Linked DNA regions of Homo sapiens: region 2 is linked to region 1. Evidence: chromatin loops called from intact Hi-C (ENCODE). Cell type or tissue: PC-9. All regions are shown on one strand. Each heading gives the region's core, and the rest is flanking DNA. Links, peaks and the distances in the headings are about the cores only. Region 1 overlaps LOC105377462 (a long non-coding RNA gene). Region 2 overlaps LOC105377462 (a long non-coding RNA gene).

Evidence for each region. Peaks named below come from ENCODE experiments on the same cell type or tissue, not always from the same donor. Only the 100,000 strongest peaks of a DNase experiment are listed, where the experiment ranks them.
Region 2: a loop joins it to region 1, with 4 times the contacts of the local background. A loop is called at or near these places in 2 of 110 quality-filtered maps.

The regions. Positions count from the first base shown.
Region 1 is chr4:144,354,215-144,359,605 of GRCh38, forward strand. All of the region lies in intron 2 of LOC105377462 (a long non-coding RNA gene), which reads right to left. Among named protein-coding and RNA genes, the nearest start is that of GYPA, 220 kb to the left of the region's middle. RefSeq lists an enhancer at 1,447-3,353 and a silencer at 2,230-2,299. In PC-9, for the core only: no CTCF peak of the experiment used is centred there; a DNase peak (open chromatin) is centred at 2,317.
Region 2 is chr4:144,292,180-144,297,570 of GRCh38, forward strand. All of the region lies in intron 2 of LOC105377462 (a long non-coding RNA gene), which reads right to left. Among named protein-coding and RNA genes, the nearest start is that of GYPA, 150 kb to the left of the region's middle. In PC-9, for the core only: no CTCF peak of the experiment used is centred there; no DNase peak of the experiment used is centred there.

The sequences.
Region 1 (5,391 bases), core at 219-5,218:
GAGTGTCATTCATTCCAAAAATATTTATTAAATACTAACATGCCTGGTTTTGTGTTAAGTCCTGGAGGTATGGCACCTGGCAAAATGGCCTCACCAGAACTCACTGATGAATGCAGTAAAAAATACCTGCATCGTGTATTGCAAAAACAATGTAACATTTAATATCATTGCCGTTTTTATTCTCCTGCTTTTATCTATAGCATTATTTATTTTTCTCTCATATAGGGCAATTTCCACAGAGAACATATTGAGTCTAAATTGCTCAGTACAGTGTCTATCATGGTGCAGGCAACAAGCAGCTGGTCTGGGAGAATAAGATATTCAGAGTTGGATGCTTTCATAGCCGTTTAAGCTGTGGGTATTACCCAAATGAACTTTCTATACAGCTTTGGAAAATGGACTGGAGTATGGAAGTATCTGGGTGTGGGGAAGAGACAGAAGTTATTCATCAGGATCTCAAATAGATCGATTTTTGGACAACAATTGTCTGTTAGGGTTTTTTTTTTATCCTTTTAATTTTGAGATAATATTAGGCTCATAGGAGTGTTGCTAGATAGTACAGAGAGTTCCTGTAGGCCTTTCACTCTGCTTCTCCTAATATTAACATCATATATAACCACGGTACATTGATCTAAACTAAGAAATTAACATTGATACAATACTATTAACTAAATGACACACTGTATTAAAATTTCAGTAGTTTTTCCACTAATGTCCTCTTTCCATCCTAAGATCTAATCCAGGAGGTCACATGGAATTTAGGTTTTGCTTGGTGTTAATTGAGCTATTTCTCTACTCTCGATGTCCTATTGATATGATATCACCATTTTTGAAAAGAAGTTCTCACCTTCGAATCTGTAAAATGCTAGAAAGGAGATAGGAAAGAAGGTAAAGTGGGAAACAATGGGAAAATTTTCTTTTATTTTTTAATTTTCAATCTACCTGCAGGGAGAACAGCATGACTTAGGAACATGGTTTTTCTGACCCTCCCTATCTTTTTAGCCCTGAGAAAATAAAAGATCAAGTACTCTCTTTAGAAGATAACCTTGTAAATCTCTAACGGCTCAACAGCCATTTAGTCTGATGCAGCCCTGGATTGCTATTTCCATTTCACAGATGGGGAAAATGAAGCCCTGCCCTGCTGAATGATTGTTTAGGATCACAAAGCCCTGACTTACCTATAATAAAACTAAGACTAAGACTTACAAGGGGAATGGGGGAATCCAGCTCAGCCCTGAAGTCTCTCTCAGTGGTTAACCCTTATTATAAGAAATGGCATTTATTTGTCAGGATATAAGAACAATGTTTTTACAAGGAAAAGTTTGGAGCAATAACCGAAAATAAAGTCCCTTAGTACATCTGGGGGAATGGGGAAGCATTCTATATTACTCTAGCAATGAACTCTGGCTACTGCTGAGCTAAACTCTAAGTTGCAATTAGTTTAAGCTGCAAACATCAAGCACCAAAGGAATGCTGGGCTTTCATAGGTGCAATGTTTTCAAGCCAGTGACTTTATACTATGGAGGCATATTCTGAAAAGGCTGGCAGCATTCTAGACCCAGGAACCTGAGCTACAGACATCAAAGGGATTCACTTCTTAATTCTGGACATTTGTAAAGTCCACCAGAAGCAAACATGCTGGAACTTCAACAGCAGGTATTACACTGACTGTAAAAATCATCCATCTTAGTCAAAATTACAAACAGGTCTCCTTGTCTCCCTCCTCCCCACTCCATCCATCCCTTTCCCTCACGGTAAAAGAATCAACATGAAGCAAAATGTGTTCATTCCTCTGTACCAGTAACGATGCTGCCAGGGAGGGGGACTACTCCCTGGATCAAAGAGGCCTCTCTCACAGGGCAGTGTGTGGTGAAGGAACATTACTCCACAGCCCCTCTCATTCCCTTTCCCTCTCTCTTGCTTTTTCTTTCTTTCAACATTAGGCATTCTTTTATAGTTTCAAATTAACATTAAAGTACAATAACAGTGATTCATGGCTGTGATAAACAAAAAAATAGGGATACCTTCACAATAAAACTCTGTAAAATGCACAAACTGACACGTTTTAAATGACTCTTTAGTAACAGGGGAGAAAAAAAGCATATGAGGTAAATCCTTCACTGAGTAACTCACCAGGGAGACTGGTAAAAATAAATTGCACAGCTCTAATTTTCCTAGCAGCTTCCATGCTATTCTTTGAAACTGAGTACGAACCCCTTGGCCTAATCCCAAGAGCCGATCTATAGTAAATAGTGCACACTTAAGCCTAAGTTCCTTTTTAGCACCATTCAGACAGTGACTTCAGCCGCAGAGCTTAGTCATAGCAGACATTTTTGTGGTGAAAGCATTAAACCCACATGCAGCTCTCTTTCTGTGGCCACTGGGGGTCATGCTCCCTTCCCATTAGCTGAATAAATCATAAAGTCGGCTCAGACCACCCAAGGAGTGCGACCAGCAAGCCACAGGCGATGCCTACAGCCGGTTATTTCTTTTCAGAATCTACAGGGGGAAAAAAGCAGAAAAAGAAAAACAAGAAAAAAAAATACACTGCAAAACAGACTGCCTGTAGGAAATCATTTGAGTTTTTAAAAATGTGATCTCTTTGAGAGTAACCCAGTGTTTTCTTGTTTACTTATTTATTTTTTAGTTAAAATCAGGGAGCCTGATTTAAGAAGAAAAGTAGCCATTGAAAAAATAAAGTCACATGCATGCCTTTTGTCATATGCTGGAGTTTGCTGACCAAAAAAAGAAAAAAAAAATCTTCTCTGTGGATTTTAAATTAAGGAAGGCCACCCTGTGTGGCCAGGCTCTTCAGGTGGTTCCGATAAGACACAATGCAGATGCAACTGGGGGGCCCTGCATCCGGCTAGCTTACGTAGCCAAACGGGATTTAACGAGGAAGCAAACGTGTTGTCTAATGTTCCCTGTGTCAAATGATTCACTCCGCCCAGGAAAGGGATGGGGTCCTGGAGGAAGATCTGCAAGTCACAAGTTCCCATCAATCAGTAAATAAGATAAGAAATAGGAATTTTAAACATAACTATTAGCAGGCAACTGCTATCACATCCACACACTGCAGCTCATTATGTTAAATAGTCTCTTCGGGGAGTGTAGTGCGGGGGAGAGGAGCAGAAGGGGGCAGAGTGGTGAGAAAGAAGAATTTTTTTTTACATGCATTTTTAAAAACTGTGCTTTATTTTAGATAAGTCTGTAGATGTGCTGTAATTTTAAATAACTGTAGAAGTCTAACAGGCAACTAAAATTGTGACACCCCCTCACAACCCCATAACTATTACCCTACCTCCAAGTAAAGTCTAGCCAGAAAGAAAGTATATTTGAGGTGGGTTCCAGTGATTTCCTCAGGACTCTGGGACAGGTAGCTGTTAGGATCTTGAAGGAATTTGAAGCTGAGTGGTGATCCCTTTTGTGTCCATGAACAGTCTCCCTAGTGTGTATTTGATAAACTTCAGTATGTGATCTTGTAAACTGGTTATTTAGGAAGCACTCAAATTAACACACTATATTTACCCTTTGTTTAACTTCAGAACAATGTAGGCAATTTCTTTACCAGTGTCCACACAAAGCTCTGCCTAAAATCTTTAAAGCCCTCATCTGCAGTGACCCCCTTGCTGCTCAAGAAAGGACAGCCCCTCGGTCTACACTGGGGCATATTACATGGTGATTTTGAGACTCTTGCCCACCAGGGAGGAGGGCCGGTTCACTTATATCAGTTACATTTGTGACTTAATATGGTGAGTTGTAAGGTCACCCTCAATCAAAGCCATCTTGTATTGAAGCAATTTTAACTGTCAACAGCCTATGTCTTAAAAATCTCACGAGAAGACAAGTGAATCCACCTGTTGATAACCTACAGCCCATTATGAATTTGCTAATTAAAATTTCCATTTGCTAGATTACACAACTTTAACTGTGTAATAAAAAGCTGCTTCCAAGGTAAACCAAAAGCATTGTAAACAAAACCCCTCAACCACGAGGTTTCACTCATCCTTGTGATGACTTTCATTTCTGTTTTATTCATGAATATATTTTCCACATCATTGAGAGCATAAAGCATTCTTAAGTAGATGCTTTGAACCATCCTTCCTGAGTCAGAGTGCTTGGAAGAATTAGACCAACTGCTGCATCGTGTCTAGCTGCTTATCTGTGATCCACCCCACTTCTGGAAATAGGGACATGTCCCCTATGGACACAACATAGATAAAATGGCCTGTGCCTGCATTTATGGGGTCTGTGTTGCAGAAGAAAGTAAACAATTCCAAAGAAAATAGTCCAGAAGAAATAGAAATGCTACTAAAAACAGATGAGATTTAAGAAATAAATGCCTTTCTTTATGAATAAGCATCAGTAGCTTGTGAGGTTAGCTCTTAGGCTGTGTGATTTGCAACTTTCCTTTGGTCAGCCTCTGCCAGAATTGATTTTCTTTAGTGTTGTTGAAAGTGTGTGTGCACATACTAAGGGACATGAGTATAAACTATACCATTTGGATGCACACAGATTGGGAATTTTTACTCTTATAGGAAATAAGGTAAAAAAAAAGAAGTCAGATGTTGGAACTTTGAGTTACGAAGATTAAGATAGTAGGATTGAAAGGGATTACTTTACTTTGTAAACAATACTGTTTTAAAAACAACTTACTCCAGCTCAACCTGACTACATTTCCCAAGATAGGATGAGGGGAGCATTACTCTCTCTCTGTTCTCCAATTAGATTCCATTCTCTTCAGTGCTCTCTGCCCAGGTGTCTCCTTCCATTTTTCCTTTGCCATCTCGCTGAAGTTTATCTGTCCTCTCTCAGCAGGGTTGAACTCTGTCTTGAGATAAGCAGCTACTCTAATATTAGTTATAGACGACATGAAGACTCTAGGTTCACCATAAAATCATTCTTTCCTAGACTAAAGCCTAAAATTAATGAGCATTATACATTCTTTTTTTTGAGATGGAGTCTCACTCTGTTGCCCAGGCTGGAGTTCAGTGGCGCGATCTTGACTCATTGCGACCTCTGCCTCCCAGGTTCAGGGTTCAAGTGATTCTCCTGCCTCAGCCTCTGGAGTAGCTGGGATTACAGGCACAGACCACCACGCCTGGCTAATTTTTGTATTTTTAGTAGAGACGGGGTTTCGCCACATTGTCTAGGGTGGTCTAGAACTCCTGACCTCAAGTGATCCACCCCTCTTGGCCTCCCAAAGTGCTGGGATTACATGTGTGAGCCACCGCGCCTTGCCAGCCATACTTTCTTAACTTGAATTACTATCCCTCATCCCATCACTCCCCAAAGCATTTATCAGGTAACTGTTTTTGGTCCACACATAATTTCTCCTTATATTGAGAACCTACTAGGTGCCTGGTACTGTCAGAGGTAGCAGGCATAATA
Region 2 (5,391 bases), core at 222-5,221, 62 kb before region 1:
GACTATATATTCTATATGTAAATATATTCTAAATGAGAATAAAGTTGGAGAGCTAGATATATACACAAGTAAAAGCATGCTTGCCTTAACTAATAATAGGGCTATATTAGCCAAATTAGATTATACATATACACACATACAGAAAATAAAATATTGATGGTGATTATATGTTAAGAATGAACTCATTCAGTGGAAAACTTTATAAACTTTTAAAATTATTTTTCTGCTTTATTTTGCTTTTTATATAAAAACTTGCCTCGTAAAATCTTGCTCAAAATTGAGTTCTGTGTACTTTTCTCTTTGCTTCTAAACTTGTTAAAGAGATGTAATGCTCTACCTGTAACTGTCAATATAGATCAATGCACAGTATACAATAGAATGAATTGTATTGATCTAATATTGGCCTATTTTTCTTATATGCATCTTTGTCCTCCGATCTATCACAGTGCTGCTAATTTCTTGGAATTTTTCAGCTAAAAATGCACAATAATCTATACTTTTAATGAGAATATTTCTTTGTAATGAATAAATGAACGTTAAAAATAAGCTAAGTATACCAAGAAGCAAATAAATCAAATTAAATTTGGCTGAAAAGAAGTTTATAAAATTGACATTCACCCCCAAACTAGCCTTTAAATTACTAAAAAAGACATAAATGCAAACATCACGTAGAGTGAATAACCAACACTGAGTGTCAGTTCTTTCTAGCTGTTTAGGTATGTGGCAATGAAATGACCCATGGATAAGAAAAATACACACGTTGGTTCTGTAATGTGCACTAAATAATCTGAAGCAGGGGCAGCCACACAAGTTCTAACACTTGTGTGAACACACAGGGATTCCACGGAAAGGGGGTTAAGAAGGCACAAGGGGATAGACTAATCTTTGGGGGAAAATAAAAAAAAATAAAAGAATGAGGTTTAAAATTCTCCAGATACCAGCAAATGAACTTCATCCCTCGCCTCCGTATCCCCCCAAGGAACAAAAGCCAAATAAATGTTGTCTTTGTCTTACCACTAAATACAGGTATGAATCCCAGAAGATAAAGAAAACCAACAAAAGCTTAACTGAGATGTTAAGGATATTCAGCTTTCCCTTTGATAGTAGAATATTAATTTATTTAAACTTATTTTAAAGAAAAACTAATGCCTGGTTAAAAGGTAGTTATTTATAGGAAATTTTTTCATGTTGGTGGGTGAATAATAAAACTTTGATGGAAGATTTAATGTTTAATTTTTCCAATGCTGTACATTATTTAGTTTTCCAAAGTTTTGAATTATGATGGCAATGTTTTTAGACAGGTCTGATTTTGTAAAATTGATGTTCAGTAATGATGATGCCAGATTTAAACTTAGCTTGAAAAGGAAATCTGTGTGTAGTAGAAGTCTGGAGCAAGATCAGATTCGATTCGCGAAATGTGTTACACATTAATAATGATGACCTGTTTGTTACAGTGCTTTATAGCGTTCAAAAGTTGTCACATTTGTTATCTTCTATGCTGCTCACAAACTCTGTTACATTAGAAAAGTGAATTATTTCCATCTTACAAATGAATGAACAGGTTCAAAGAGGCTAAGTGGCTTTTCTCCCTTCTCTGGTATCTCTTTATAGAGTCCAGTGGCCTGTGGTTTAGTGTAGGGACATGGACAGGAGGCATGGATCTTCTGTGTCACCAGTCAGGCCTCTGGCCTACCTTTGTCATTTGGAAGCCACTGTGGGTTACAGTCCTGTTAATTGGCCTGTATTGTGAGGGTCATCATGGAGTGGAGTAAGGAACATAGGAACAGTCTGAGCTTAGATAAGGTGGTACTGCTTAGAACCTAGACACAGATATATGGATACCATGAGGCCAGAGGATTCAGTCTGAAACACACAAATTGAAATAGAGAGATTGTGATCAGGTCAGAATGGAAAGCATGAATCTGAAACAGAATGAGGAGAAACTGTACATTAGATGTAAGAGAGTTTTAGCTTTTGATAGTTTAACCTCCTGAATAGAATTATTATGTGTTAATTCCATCTGGAAAACACACAGTCATGCCTGGTCTTCTAACCATAGTGTCCGTGGTATGCTTGTTTACATTAGGAAAAAGAAAGCTTTGGGTTGAAAATGCTTGGTTATTTGAAAAACTTTTCATTATGAAAAATGTCAAACATAAACAAAAATAGATCTACTAATATTAAAAATATCTGTGTACCTGTGACCCAGCTTCAACAACTACCAAGTCATGACCAAACTTGTTTCAGTTATACCTCCACCCACTTCTTTACCTCCTGTAAATATTTCAGTATGTATCTGTAGAACATATGCCTTTTTATTGAGTGTTGCACACTGTATTAAAAAATCCAAAGATAATTGAAGTCTAAGATAAATTTCTACAGAGAGGTTTTATGTTTGCTTCTGAAGAAACAGATTTAGACAGGAAAGGTGGCTTTTCCATGATTATAGAGTTGGAATTTAAACTCCAGTCCTTTGACTTCAAGTCTAATCCTCTATTATATGAGATTGTTTGAAAAAGAAAGAAAACTTGCATTTATTCTAGATTCATGATCTGTTGTAGCCACTGGGCTAAGTGCTATATGTACTTTACCCATCATATATGTCTTTTTGGAAATGGTGAGTGATTAAATAAAGTACACTTTATCCTCAGTAACCCTGTGATGCAGGTAATTTCCTATTTTATTTTTATTTATTTATTTATTTATTATTATTATTTTTTTGATAAGGAACTCTCAGAGAAGTTAGGTAAATTGCCCATGGTTACAGGGCTACTAAGTTACCACTTAAGGTTAACAGTCTACCTTAAAGCCTATTATTTCCATTAATGATTATAATAGTGTTTTCTAAAAAAAAAAAGCCTGTAAAAATACATTTCTAGCCAGGCACGGTGGCTTCTACATGTAATCCTAATACTTTGGAGGCTGAGGTGGGTGGATTGCCTGAGCTCAGGAGTTCAAGACCAGCCTGGGCAACACAGTGAAACCCCATCTCTGCTAAAATAAAGAAGAAATTAGCCGGGCGTGGCAGCATGCGCATGTAGTCCCAGCTACTCGGGAGACTGAGGCAGGAGAATTGCTTGCACCCGGGAGGTGGGGGTTGCAGTGAGCCGAGATCGCTCTGCTGCACTCCAGCCTGGGTGACAGAGCGAGACTCTGTCTCTAAAAATATCCACATTTCTTGTGGATCTGTATAGTGTGATGTGTATCTGTGTGTTCGCATGTATTATACTATTTCTATGAAAAAGTGTGTACGTATTCTAATCTTGAAACAGTTCTCCTACAAACAGAATTTTAGGATATGAATCACAGTAAACTGAAATACCAACATTGAGACAGAGGCACAGGAGGTCACTGTGGCCACTGCAGGCAGGCCGGAAGTTGCCATTCACTTAATGTAATAGATTCTACCTTGTCTTTTCCAGCCTAACTTGCTTTCTGCTAAACTCATGGTTTCATTGTACGTAACAATTAATTTTTAAAAAGTCATTTTTATTGTTATCTTTTAAAAAATGATTTAGAGAACTATCCAATTCCTCTGAAATGAGATCTCACCAAGGGCATTCTTGATGAACCCATCATGTTAAACTTGTTTGAGCCATGGACCAGGTATTTTGCCTAATAAGGCGCAAAGCATGATTTACTGAACAACTATGCATCTGTGTCATATCTCAAAAAGGTTGAGTGGCTCTGGAATCAAATTGCCTTGTATTTGATTCTCAGATAAGCTACTTGCTAGTTGCATGGTTTTTGATAGAGTATTCAACATCTCTTTCTTCAGTTTCCTCTTCTGAAAAATGGAAATGATAGAAAGAATGTCTACTTCATAGTGTTTTAGTAAAGGATTGCATAAAATAATCCACATAAATAATTTAATAAATGCATTTTAATATTAGCTATTATTTGGGAGATTTTTGGAGATACAAGCAAAATTCTATACGTGCAGAACTTAAACACATTCTAACTTACTCCTTTCCAGATCTAATGAGGTCCCGTCCTTTAGCCTCTTCCTGCTTCCTGGGCCAGGAAGGATTAGCTATTGACCTAGATGCACACATCATTTTTGAGGGATACTCCGGGTACTCCAGGGTCTGCTGGCATCTCTCATTCATGCATTCCCTCAGAGTTGGTTCTCATTTTGTTTCTCTATAATTGTACTGGCGTATCATGTTCATATCATATAATTTACCCATTTTAAATATTCACTTCAGTGATTTTTAATAAATTTATCAAGTTGTAAAACCACAACAATATCCAGTTTTAGGACACTTTCATCACCCTAATATGATCCTCTGTACTCATTGTCAGCTAATCACTGTTCCCACACAAGTCTCAGGCAAACACTAATTTACTTTCTTAGGTGGATTTGCCTATTCTAGGTATTTCATTTAAGGGCAATAATACAATAATACAACATATGGTCTTTTTATCTGTCTTCGTTCATGTAGCATAATGTTTTCAAGGCTCACCCACTTCATAGCACGTATCAGTACTTAATTCCTTTTTATGGTTGAATAATATTCCATTGTATGGCTATACCATGTTTTGTTTAATCATTCATCAGTTGAAGGGCATTTGAGCTATTTCTGCTTTTTGGCTATTATGAGTAATGCAGCAATAAATATTCATGTGTAAGTTTTTGTGTGAATATATATTTTCAATTCTCTTGTGCATATACTTAGAAGTAGAATTGCTAAGTCTTATGGTAACTCTATGTTTAACCTTTCAGGAACTACCAAGTTATTTTCCAAAGTGGTTGTGTCATTTTACATTTTTTTCTAAGATATAGGGTATTATTGTGTCATTCAGGCTGGAATGCAGTGGCGGGATTGTTCCTCACTACAACCTAGACTCCTGGGCTTAAGAGATCCTCCTGATCTAGCCTCCCCAGTAGCTGGGACTACAGGGTTGTGCCACTGTGCCCCGGTAATTTTTTTAAAAAATTTTTGTAGAGTCAGTGTCTTGCTATGTTTTCCAGGCTAGTCTTGAACTGCTGATCTCAAGCAATCCTGTTGCCTCTCCCTCCCAAGGTGCTGGAATTACAAGAGTGAGTCACTGCACCCAGACTCACTTTATATTCTTACCATCAGTGTACAAGCATTCCAGTTTCCCTACATCCTCATCAACACTTGGTATTGTCCTATTTTTAAATTATAATTAGTAGATATATAGTATATTATTGTGGATTTGATTTGCATTTCTCTTACATCTAATGATGTTGAGCATTGTATCATGTGCTTATTGGCCATTTTTACATTTTTTTGGAAAAATATCTATTTAAATCCTCTGCCCATTTCTAAAAATTGGGTTGTAAGGGTTCTTTATATGTTCTGGGTACCATTAGTAGATCCTTATCAGATATATTACTTGAAAATATTTTCTCTCATTCTGTGG